Linked DNA regions of Homo sapiens: region 2 is linked to region 1. Evidence: chromatin loops called from intact Hi-C (ENCODE). Cell type or tissue: PC-3. All regions are shown on one strand. Links, peaks and the distances in the headings refer to the core of each region. The heading gives the core; the rest is flanking DNA. Region 1 has its middle 110 kb from the start of H2AZ1-DT. Region 2 overlaps H2AZ1-DT (H2AZ1 divergent transcript).

The links. A loop is a pair of places that touch in the nucleus more often than their neighbours do. Peaks named below come from ENCODE experiments on the same cell type or tissue, not always from the same donor. Only the 100,000 strongest peaks of a DNase experiment are listed, where the experiment ranks them.
Region 2: it touches region 1 in a loop (12-fold over the local background); 9 of 110 quality-filtered maps call a loop at or near these places.

The regions. Positions count from the first base shown.
Region 1 is chr4:100,061,065-100,066,452 of GRCh38, reverse strand. No RefSeq gene overlaps it. Among named protein-coding and RNA genes, the nearest start is that of H2AZ1-DT, 110 kb to the right of the region's middle. In PC-3, for the core only: a CTCF peak has its summit at 2,914 (motif pointing right); no DNase peak of the experiment used is centred there; H3K27ac peaks cover 921 bases.
Region 2 is chr4:99,995,603-100,000,990 of GRCh38, reverse strand. All of the region lies in intron 1 of H2AZ1-DT (H2AZ1 divergent transcript), which reads right to left. Among named protein-coding and RNA genes, the nearest start is that of H2AZ1-DT, 48 kb to the right of the region's middle. In PC-3, for the core only: CTCF peaks have their summits at 2,615 and 2,817 (motif pointing left); no DNase peak of the experiment used is centred there; H3K4me3 peaks cover 844 bases; H3K27ac peaks cover 1,319 bases.

The DNA of each region.
Region 1 (5,388 bases), core at 114-5,113:
GCTGTTCTTGTGATAGTGAATGGGTCTCACGAGATCTGCTGGTTTTAAAAAAGGGAGTTTCTCTGCACAAGCTCTCTCTTTGCTTGCCGCCATCCAAGTAAGATGGGACTTGCTCCTCCTTGCCTTCCACCATCTTCGTGAGGCTTCCCCAGCCACGTGGAAATTGTGAGTTCTCCATTAAACCTCTTTCCTTTGTAAATTGCCCAGTCTCCAATATGTGTTTATCAGCAGCATGAAAACGGACTAATACAATCCCTTATTAAGCTGGTGGCCAGGGGAGAATCTGATACAGAAAAACGATTCTGTTGACATACAAGTGATCAAAACCAGATGTGGAATGAGATATAAGGGATTAAGATTATATTTCTTCTTTTGATTTGTTTTAAAATAGCTTTAATTTAGGATATAAAATTTCAAAAGCAATTAATATTTATTACACATACATTTCTTCTGCTGCTTCAAACTATGTGACTTTGGGTGAATTGATTCATTTCTCCATGCTTGCATCACTCTTCTCCTCTATGGAGGAAGTATGAAGTATTTTATGATTGGAGACGATAATAGTAAAAATCTTATAGGGTTGTGAATATTAAATGAGACAGACACATAAAGCACTTAGAACAGTGCCTGGCATATAGTAAACATGCAATAAATATTTATCATTACAGATATAAAATATAAGGCTATTTTGTTTATTATTACATATGGACAGACCCTCCGAGCACCATGAAATAAGTTGAATCATGAATGAGAAAAAAAAGTTTGATGAAGATCAATTTATGGGACAGTAGTTAAAGCAGCATAATAAAAATGCAGAATAAGATATGTAGCTAAAATTTCAATAGGGAACCTTTATTCTGAAAGAATGTCAAAGGTCCTTTGGAAAATCAGAACCAGCAAACAAGGTCATGTTGTGTCCAGCATGCATTAGAGAAAGAGACTGAACATAATCCTAGAATGATGAAATATCATTTGGACATACTAAACCCCATCCAATCCTGCACAACAGTGTCTGTTACCAGTATAAGAGTGTCATGTTAACAGCCAAGTGGCAGGAAATTAAACACTTGAATTTTCCACAAAACCAAAAGCAGAAAATAAATGTACATTAAAATAAATTCTGTGGTTAGTTTACTTTAGCATGATGTTTTGACCAAAAATTGTCTAGAGGGGTCCCCTATTATGGTTATCAGTGAATGATTTAGGTATAGGACTCCTGGCACTTTGGGAGGCCGAGGCGGAAGAATCATTTGAGCCCAGGAGTTTGAGACCAACCTGGGCAACATAGTGAAACCTGTCTCTACCAAATATAAAAAACTTAGCCAGACATGATGATGCATGCCTGTAGTCCCAGCTACTTGGAAAGCTGAGATGGGAAGATTGCTTGGGCCCGGGAGGTCTAGGCTGCAGTGAGCCATGATCGCACCACTGCACTCCAGCCTGGCTGACAGAGTGAGACCTTGTCAAAAAAATAAAAAACAGAAATAAAGAAAGAGAGAAAAAGAAAGAGAGGGAGGGAGAGAGAGAGAGAGAGAGACAGAGACAGAGAGAAGGGAAGGAGGGAGGCAAGGAGAGAGGCAAGGAGGGAGGGAAGGAGGGAGGGAAGGAGTGAAGGAAAGAAAGAAAGAAAATGGGACTCTCTCTTTGGTCTAGGGAAACATTTTTTGCTTCCAAGTTGATTATCAGTCCAAGTGCTGTCAAAGACTGGAGATGTACTTTTTTCAGTAGAAAAACAGTACAACTTTACTACTAGTACCTGGCCCAGGATAAATGAAGGACATCTCATGATCCCTAGGTTTTCTTTCCAAACAAATAAGAGAAAGTTATATTGAATGAGGTATAAGAAAAATTAAAGAAAATGCAACTTCTGGAAGATTCCTTGAGCTGTAAGGAAATGATTTAGAAGGAAGAAAAAACTGAAGTACATACACTGGGCATCCAACCTAACACTTTATTCACTCACTCATTGGGTCCACCAGCCCTCCAGTCCACAGCTGAGTAAACTTAAACAAGGCATCTTGTCACTGTAAGACTCGGGGCTTTTTTTTTTTTAATTTGTAAAATAAGAATAATAATGGCCTCTACTCATAGGATAGTTTGAAATATGAAATAATGCATGTAAAGTGTTTAGAACATGGCATGGCATATAAATTAGGACTCCAAAGGATTAGCCATTAGCATTGTTGTTATTATTTTTCAGACTTATTATTTTCCACTATAATAGAATCTAGGTCCTAATGGTTTAGGGTAGACAGCATGAACAAAACTTACCCTTGTGAAACCTGCCTGCTGTCAGCCTCCTAGTCACAGAGGCTACGTCAAACTCCAAACAAGGACACTATTGCCCGCTATCTCCCCGAGCCCCATGTGGACCCTGCTTATCCAGAGATGCTGACCTGAGATGGTCAAAACCAGGCGACACATGAGCACATTCTGTCATAAGCACCCTGCCTGATCTTGCTTGTGCCTTTTATCTCGCCAATAAGAATGCTGGAACTTAGTAGAAGTCTAGAAGATCAGAAGAGAGGACATCCAAGAAAGGAAATCCAAATCTGGGTTCCAGCGGAAAGTATCTGTAAGTATTCCAAATACAGAGAGACAACCAAGGAAGTCTCACTGAAGCTATGATAAACTGTTACTGCCCAAGCATCCACTGAAAACCCACTGAGGAAAGAAATAAGGAGATAATTGAGGAGAGTCCTTTAGAAAAATGTTTTGTGAAATCTCACAATTATAAACTGTATGCTACTGCATTGTGGAACATGCCAGTAAAGCAAAATGCTGCTAAATATGTGTGTATTATGGTGTGCCTGTGTTAACTGAGGACTGATAAAATCTGAAACCGTGATCCATGATAAAAATAAAAAACGTGGTTTTGCAAATGGATTTTTATCTAGAAAATAAATTTGCCACAGGATGGCAGTAAAAGGTAAGTGATAAGGATAGGACATGTATTTTTATTAACCCTTAAAAGTGCTTTAAGGTATACAGAAACTTCAAGTATTTGAACATAACCTGTATGCCATTCTTCAAACCAGATACAGACAAAAAACAAACATCCTGGAGTTTTAAATACTGGGGTTATTAGACTAAAATTGGTTTCCTCAGGAAAATAATGATGCCCAACTGATGATTATGACATCTTAAGAAGTCATCCTATAACTCTATCTTCAAGTTTGAACCAATATTATTACAAATAAATTCTAGAGTAACTAGGTTATATTTTAAAGAGAATTAAAAAGCATAAGACAAGCTTTTCATCTCAGTTTCCCTGCATTCTCAAGTCCTGATGCTCTTCCTCTGCTTTTATCTCTTCCAGTTGAAGTCATTAATCATCTCAAAAACATTTCAAACTTTCTGTGCTCACTTTGAGAATGATACTTGGGCCTCAAATTCTTGGTGGAGGTCATCTGCTTGGTGAATTAATCACAATCATAAGTGTAAATAAAACTCACTAATGTACATAAAATTGTAACTCTTCTAAAGTTATCACTTCAGAGTTGATGGGCTTCATAGCCAGTGACAGAGCTTTAATACAAGCGAAAACTTGTCAAAGCAGCCTCAAGGATAGCATTGATCAAGGGAGCCATGTATTATAGGACAAGGGTTGGAGGCAACATATTTGTTCATTCATTCATTCTACATAAACTTGTTAGTGTATACAAGGTTAAAGGGTTCCAGGCAGTATAATATACACTGGAAATAGTTGGGCAAAGGAGTATTTGCCCTCTAGGAGTTTAGAGACTAGTTGGGATGACAGGAAGGTAAATAGTCAAATACTGTACATTGAGACAACTGCTAAGGAAAGAGATGAGTTTGCAGTAAGCACGAAAATGTGAACTCTACGAGGGTAGGAATTTGGGTCTATTTTGTACCTTGCACCCCCATTGCAGGATTGGCTACATGATTTGTGAGGCTCGGTATGAAATGAAAATGTGAGACCCCTTGATAAAAAAATATTAAGATGTTCAAGGCAGCAATAGCAGAGCGTTAAACCAAGTGTGGGGGTCCTCTGAGCACAGAGCCCCATGAAGGCAGCCCTACCCCCATGCCTAGAACAGTGCCTGGCATATAGTAGGCTTTCAATAAATAGTTGTGAAAAAGGAAAAAAAAGAAAGGGAGGTAGGTGTGGAGAACAGGCAGAGAGAAGGCAACGAAAAGTCAGAAATAGTGCGTAAGCTGGACTTGAGAAGTTAACAAAGATTCCCTGAGACTTTCTGGTTGAGACGGAAAGTAGAGCAGGAATTCCCTGGCAAGCAGCAGAGCAGGAAGAAAGTGCTTTACTCAGAAGTAAGCACATGTGCAAAGTCTCAGACAAAAAGGGAGAACTGGCTCATGAAAGAACTACTGAGCAGAGTGGGTCATGAAGTCAGTTTGGTAAGTGTAAACCCACATTTATAAGAAAGAAAAGGGAAAATACTAGAATTCCTCCTCCATTGCTCCATAAAGCTTTTATCTGATATATGTATATGTGTGTAAATGCATACTGAGTCACACTGTAAAATGCTAAGAATTATTTACTTGGTCGAGGTCAAAAAAAAGCATGAAAGGTCCTGGGCTGGAGCAGGGGAGGAGTGTGGTGGGAGCAGAAGTAGGAAGAAAAGGGCAGGGGAGGGGCGGCGGGGGGGCCATGATAATCAAAGATGAGCCTAGGAAAGTAGGAGGGATTAGTTCAAGAGGGGCCTTGTAAACCTTATTAAAAGTTTAGAAGCCATTCTGACAGCGGGAAGAAGTCACTAAATGTTTTTAAACAGGAGAATGACAATCAGATTGCACTCTTAAAAAAGATTAGGGCAGGGTGTGGTGGCTCACGCCTGTAATCCCAGCACTTTGGGAGGCCAAGGCAGGTGGATTGCCTGAGCTCAGGAGTTCAAGACCAGCCTGGGCAACATCGTGAAACCCCATCTCTACTAAAATACAAACAATCAGCTGGGCGTGGCGGCATGCGCCTATAGTCCCAGCTACTCGGGAGGCTGTGGTAGGAGAATTGCTTGAACCTGGGAGGCGGAGGTTCAAAAAAACAAAACCAAACAACCCAAAAAGATTAGCTGCCACTTGGAATGAATTCCCCACCCAGAGCCAATCTTATTACTCCTAAGTTAAAATCTTTAATTGCCTTCAACTGTTTTTAGAATAAAGACCCAAATACTTACCAGGCTTACAGGGCCCTTCAAGATCTGAGACTGAGGGCAGAACTCACTTGAGCTGTTCCCAGCCAGTCCCACCCATACCCCAAATGCTAGTACTCTGGGGCACCACTCAGCCTCTCCGTCTTATACTAGAAACATTCTCGTCCCACTGCTTTTCTGCTTGCCCTTTGCTTGGTGACTTCTCTCTCAAGTGGCAAGCCTCAGGTTAAAGACCCTTGTGCTCCTCTGGGAGCCTTTC
Region 2 (5,388 bases), core at 173-5,172, 66 kb after region 1:
CACGTATGTTTATTGCGGCATTATTCACAATAGCAAAGACTTGGAACCAACCCAAATGTCCAACAATGATAGACTGGATTAAGAAAATGTGGCACATATACACCATGGAATACTATGCAGCCATAAAAAATGATGAGTTCATGTCCTTTGTAGGGACATGGATGAAATTGGAAACCATCATTCTCAGTAAACTATCGCAAGAACAAAAAACCAAACACTGCATATTCTCACTCATAGGTGGGAATTGAACAGTGAGATCACATGGACACAGGAAGGGGAATATCACACTCTGGGGACTGTGGTGGGGTGGGGGGAGGGGGGAGGGATAGCATTGGGAGATATACCTAATGCTAGATGACGCGTTAGTGGGTGCAGCACACCAGCATTGCACATGTATACATATGTAACTAACCTGCACAAAGTGCACATGTACCCTAAAACTTAAAGTATGATAATAAAAAAAAAATGAGTAGATTCTAAAAGGGCTGTCAATACTAATTGACTTAGCTATGCAAGTCACTTTATTTTTTGAGAAATTGATTTCCTTATCTGAGCATAGGGCAGTTCAGCTAAGATCCTTTTTAATTCTAAGTTTTGAGTTTTAGTTATTTGCTGTGAAAACTAATACTCTTTTTCACTGATTAATCTGGAAGATCACAAATTAGATATAATGATGGTATAATTCCTAACCTTTCTAATTGATGACTATTTTAACTTAGAAAGAAGAGAAAAGCACAAAAAAGGAAAGGTGACCAGAATAGGATACAAAACCTGAGAAATATCTTGTGGATCTCTGTTTTCATTTCTATAAGTATAAGGTCTCTAAGGCTGCAGTTAAATATGTTGTTGGAGGTTCTTAAACATCACTGCATAAAAATCACCTGAGCCTCTTGTTAAAAAAGACGAATTGCTGGGGCCCCATCTGTAGATATTCTGATTCATGAATGAAGCCTTGAAATTCATAACAAACAACCTGGGAAATTATAATGTAGGCAGAACACAATTTGAGAAACTCCGTGCTAGGTGATTTTTTTTCTCATGTCAAACATAGTTTGATTCTTGCATATTAGATCATATAATATAAACATATTTTCTACCACCCATATATAAATATTCATAAATCTTACTATCATATATAAGTAAAACTACTGTCATTTGGGAAATATGAATATGAGTTTCAACTTTGATATAAGCTCTACATTGGGCATGATAAGCATCAGGTAAGCAAATAATTTAATGTCTGTGTTTCTCTTTGACTTTAACTACAAAATAGAACTGACCTAAAAATATTCTTGAAAGGATCACATGAAATAAGTATTTCAAAAGCTCTAAAGCAACTTTAAATGTATTGTTTTTGATAATATTTATTCAGTTCATAATTCTTTTCAAGTTTATAAACTTATTGAAGGTAAGGATTGCATCTTTTAAATTTCTTTTAGTGGATAGCTATTTTTTCTGCCTGCCTGACATTTCTTCCCCCTTGCTTTGGTAACAACATCCTTGCTTTCCTTTGGGGAACCTCTGTTCTTCCATTATCAGTTCATGTTGGGGAAGTGGGGGAGTGGTTCAAGTCTGGGTCTAGCAATGAGCCTGTGATCTGCCTAGCAGATCAGAGCACTCTATTTTTCCTAGCACTGAAAATGGTTCAGGAATTTGTAAGTGACACAAGCCTGGCCAATAGGAGCGAGCCCCAGAACTTTTGCTGAGATCTTTGAGAAAGAGAACCCCCCTTTTTTTTTTTTTGAGACAGAGTCTTGCTCTATCGCCCAGGCTGGAGTGCAGTGGCGCGATCTCGGCTCACTGCAACCTCTGCCTCCTGAGTTCAAGCAATTATCCTGCCTCAGCCTCCGAAGTTGCTGGGATTACAGGTGCCCACCACCACGCCCAGCTAATTTTTGTATTTTTAGTAGAGACAGGGTTTCACCATGTTTTCCAGGCTGACCTGAAACTCCTGACATCGTGATCTGCCCCCCTCGACCTCCCAAAGTGCTGGGATAACAGGTGTGAGCCACCGTGCCTTTTTGAAGTAGATAAACCAGTAGCCTAGAGTCGTGTTTGCTATCACAAAAGAAAGCATGGTTGGGAATACAGCCAATGCAAAAGAAAACAGAAATGAGAGTGTAAAAATGGCAGATATGTCTATGACATTGTTTAGGCCTTGAATTAATCCCATCTAGACTTTTCCAATACAAAAGCTTTCTCTCATTTTCTCTCTCCTACCTAGGCAATTATCATGCAGTTGGAGACTTTCAACAAATGTTGACTTACTTGTTTGCTAATGAAAAAAAAATCCTTAATCACAGATGACAAAGCAAAGATGTTCAAATTAATCATTGCAATGTTTTGGTGATTCATTCAAAAACACATTATATGCACATGTAGATAACTGAGAGCTCTTTTGTTTTTGTTTTTGTTTTGTTTTGTTTTTTCAGTAATCTGCGGAGCAACCAAAAACATCTGTGTAACTACTAGACATTAATTTTAGGCACTATCCATAAGTTATCATTCTGCTTTGCATAATTCACCAAATAATCCCCATACTGAATACCAAAAACTGTCAGCTTTAAGAATGAGTCAGACTGACTGTCTGGTTCTAGCTTAAAATCTAAGAACACAGAGCTCTCTGTTCTTTTGTTCCTTATTGTTTTTGAGATTTGAAACTGGTCACTTCACTTCATCTCCTGCATCTGTAAGAGTTGACTAGAATACGGGATTCACAAAGCAGGTAGATATGAGGTTTTCTTCTTTGTTCATACCAAATTTTAAAAATTAAAAGGATGGCTTCAAGTAAATAATTCTTTATTCTTTTAACATGCTGCCATCATGTGGTTGCTTTGCTCATTCACATTCAAATGTCTCAAAGTTCACATTTATAGTGACTCTTACTCAGCAAGGTACTAAGAGGAAGCTCCCAAAGAAAATGAAGGGAAGAAAATATATTCTTCCCATAATCCTAGTGCAGAGGATGGTAGAAATATATGTGTTATTTGCCAAAATGCAAGGTAGAATGTGGTAGGAACCTAAAGAGACAGAGTACAAAGGAGACTCAGAAGGGAGAGTCAACTCTCTTAGATTTCAATCTATTAAAAAAAAAAGTTTAAAGCTGTAATTTTAGCAAAACTGTTTCATAAAATGTGACAGTACAGTAATCCCTTGGTTAACGCCAGCTTATACCAAAATCCATGCATACTCAAGTCGGCCCCCACTATATGTGGGTTTTGTATCCTGTGAATACTATCTTTCCATTGTGTTTGGTTGAAAAAAATCCACCTGTCAGTGAACCTGTGAAGTTCAACCTTGTGTTGTTCAAGGGTCCACTGTATTTACATATATTATTAATTCCTTGCAACATCTCAGCAATCATCTCTGTTTTAATTCTGAAGTGCTTGAGACCAACAGAGAATATGCCAAATGTCTATGCAAGTTAAAAGTGAGAGTCTTTGCTCATAGTTTGGACTCATAGAGCTTTATATAGTTTACCTTATTGTCTCTGAGTCCTGAGTGGTGGATAAGGCAGGAAGATTTGAGATTTCATCGAAATTTTCTAACTTAAGAACTTCTTTTTACTGAACCTTGCTTTATATGTAGGTGCTAAAAAATGTGGTTTAATTTGATTGGATGAATTCATGTAAAAATACTCAAACATTTTGAGATTTTGTATATAATTTTCTATAATCAAAGCAAAATTTAGTAAAATGAGTTGGATTAAGTTCTATTATAATATTAATTGCCAAATTGTTTTCAGAATTAGTTTTAGCACCTAGAAAGAGAATTGGAGAAGTTCCACATTTTTAAATTATAAAAAAGAGAAAAGTTTTTTAGTGCTACATACAGGACACATAGTTACTAAATTCTGCTTAGATTTAAGTGCTTAGATCTTGTCCACAAATTATTCTTTAAAAATATTACAACCTTCAATTCTGAACTAAGAGAGGTCTTCCTGGTCCTGCCCACATTTAGGAATCCTATCATCTCAAACCCCTGGACCTCAGCACTACTTTTTTCCCAAATCACAAGTCAAAACAGCCAATCTGGTTGTTTGCAGCTTCCTTGCCTTCTCTCTTAAACACAAATTTTATTTAGATCACCAAAAAGATTCATGTTATGGGTACATTGTGTCCCACTGCCCCATAATTCATATGTTGAAGTACTAATCCCCAGTACCTCAGAATGTTACCTTATTTGGAGATAAAATCTTTACAGAGGTAATCAAGTTAAAATGAGATCATTAGGATGGGCTGTAATCCAGCAGGACTTGTATCCTTATAAAAAGAATAAATGTGAACACAAAAACAGTTACAGCGAGAAAACAACGTGTAGACACTGGGAGAAGGTTGCTGTCTACAAGCCAAGAAGAGAGGTCTGGAACAAATCCTTCCCTCAGAAGGAACCAACCCTACTGAGACCTTGAGCTTGGACATGTAGTTCCAGAACTGTGAGACAATAAATTTCTGTTGTTTAAGCCACCAAGTCTGTGGTATTTTGTTACAGCAACCCTAGCAAACTAATACAATTGGATTGGTAGAAATGGTTTATATTAACTTCCTTTTAGGCATGTATATCTTTGTGGCTAGCCCTAACTTACTGTTCTGATTCTAGAAAATACAAGAACAATACATTGTTATTTTCATCCAGAAACTGTTAGTGTGTTAAATCATTTTTGAGAAAAACTAAGACCCTGGAAAGAGATTGTATACTTTAATAATCAAAGTAGAAGATTAAAAATTGGTACTTACAGGCATAAATATTGGCATTGGCAGTTATTTCTCTAACTGCATCTTCCTATTTCCCATCTTCCTATTTTCCCAGCCAAAATTCTATCAGGCTATGTGAAGAGAGGACCAATTATTTTCCTCCTTAACCCTCAATATTTCAGGCCAAGAGAAGAAAAAGAATATTAGTTTTGTGATTCTCAAGTAACAATCTTTTAAAGACCATCACCTGGGGGAAAAGAACACCAATTGAGAATTATTGATGATAATTTTCAACCTTTTTTTACCAACCTTCAATGATAGTGTGTCCCCACCTATTAGAGGGGAAGATGTGCCTGCTTCTAACTATGAAGCTGAAAATGCCTAATAACGGTTTCCATAACCTCCTTTACAGGCACAGCATGGACACCCGACCAAGGCCACAGACCAGACATGGCCTACACTGACCAAATCAGATGCTGTAAGCCTAAAGAAGCAGGGACTGCTCCAATTTCATTTTGGAGAAGCCAGTAGCAGCCACATCCATTTTCTGAGGTAACAGGAGCAGTTGTGCCAGCACAGCACTCAAGGTCGGTAATCGGGAATAATCAAACCACAGAGGATAGCGCACAACAATGGTGATGCCTGTGTGATTCTGTAGCATGATTCTGAACACTGTTCATGGCTGATGAGCCTG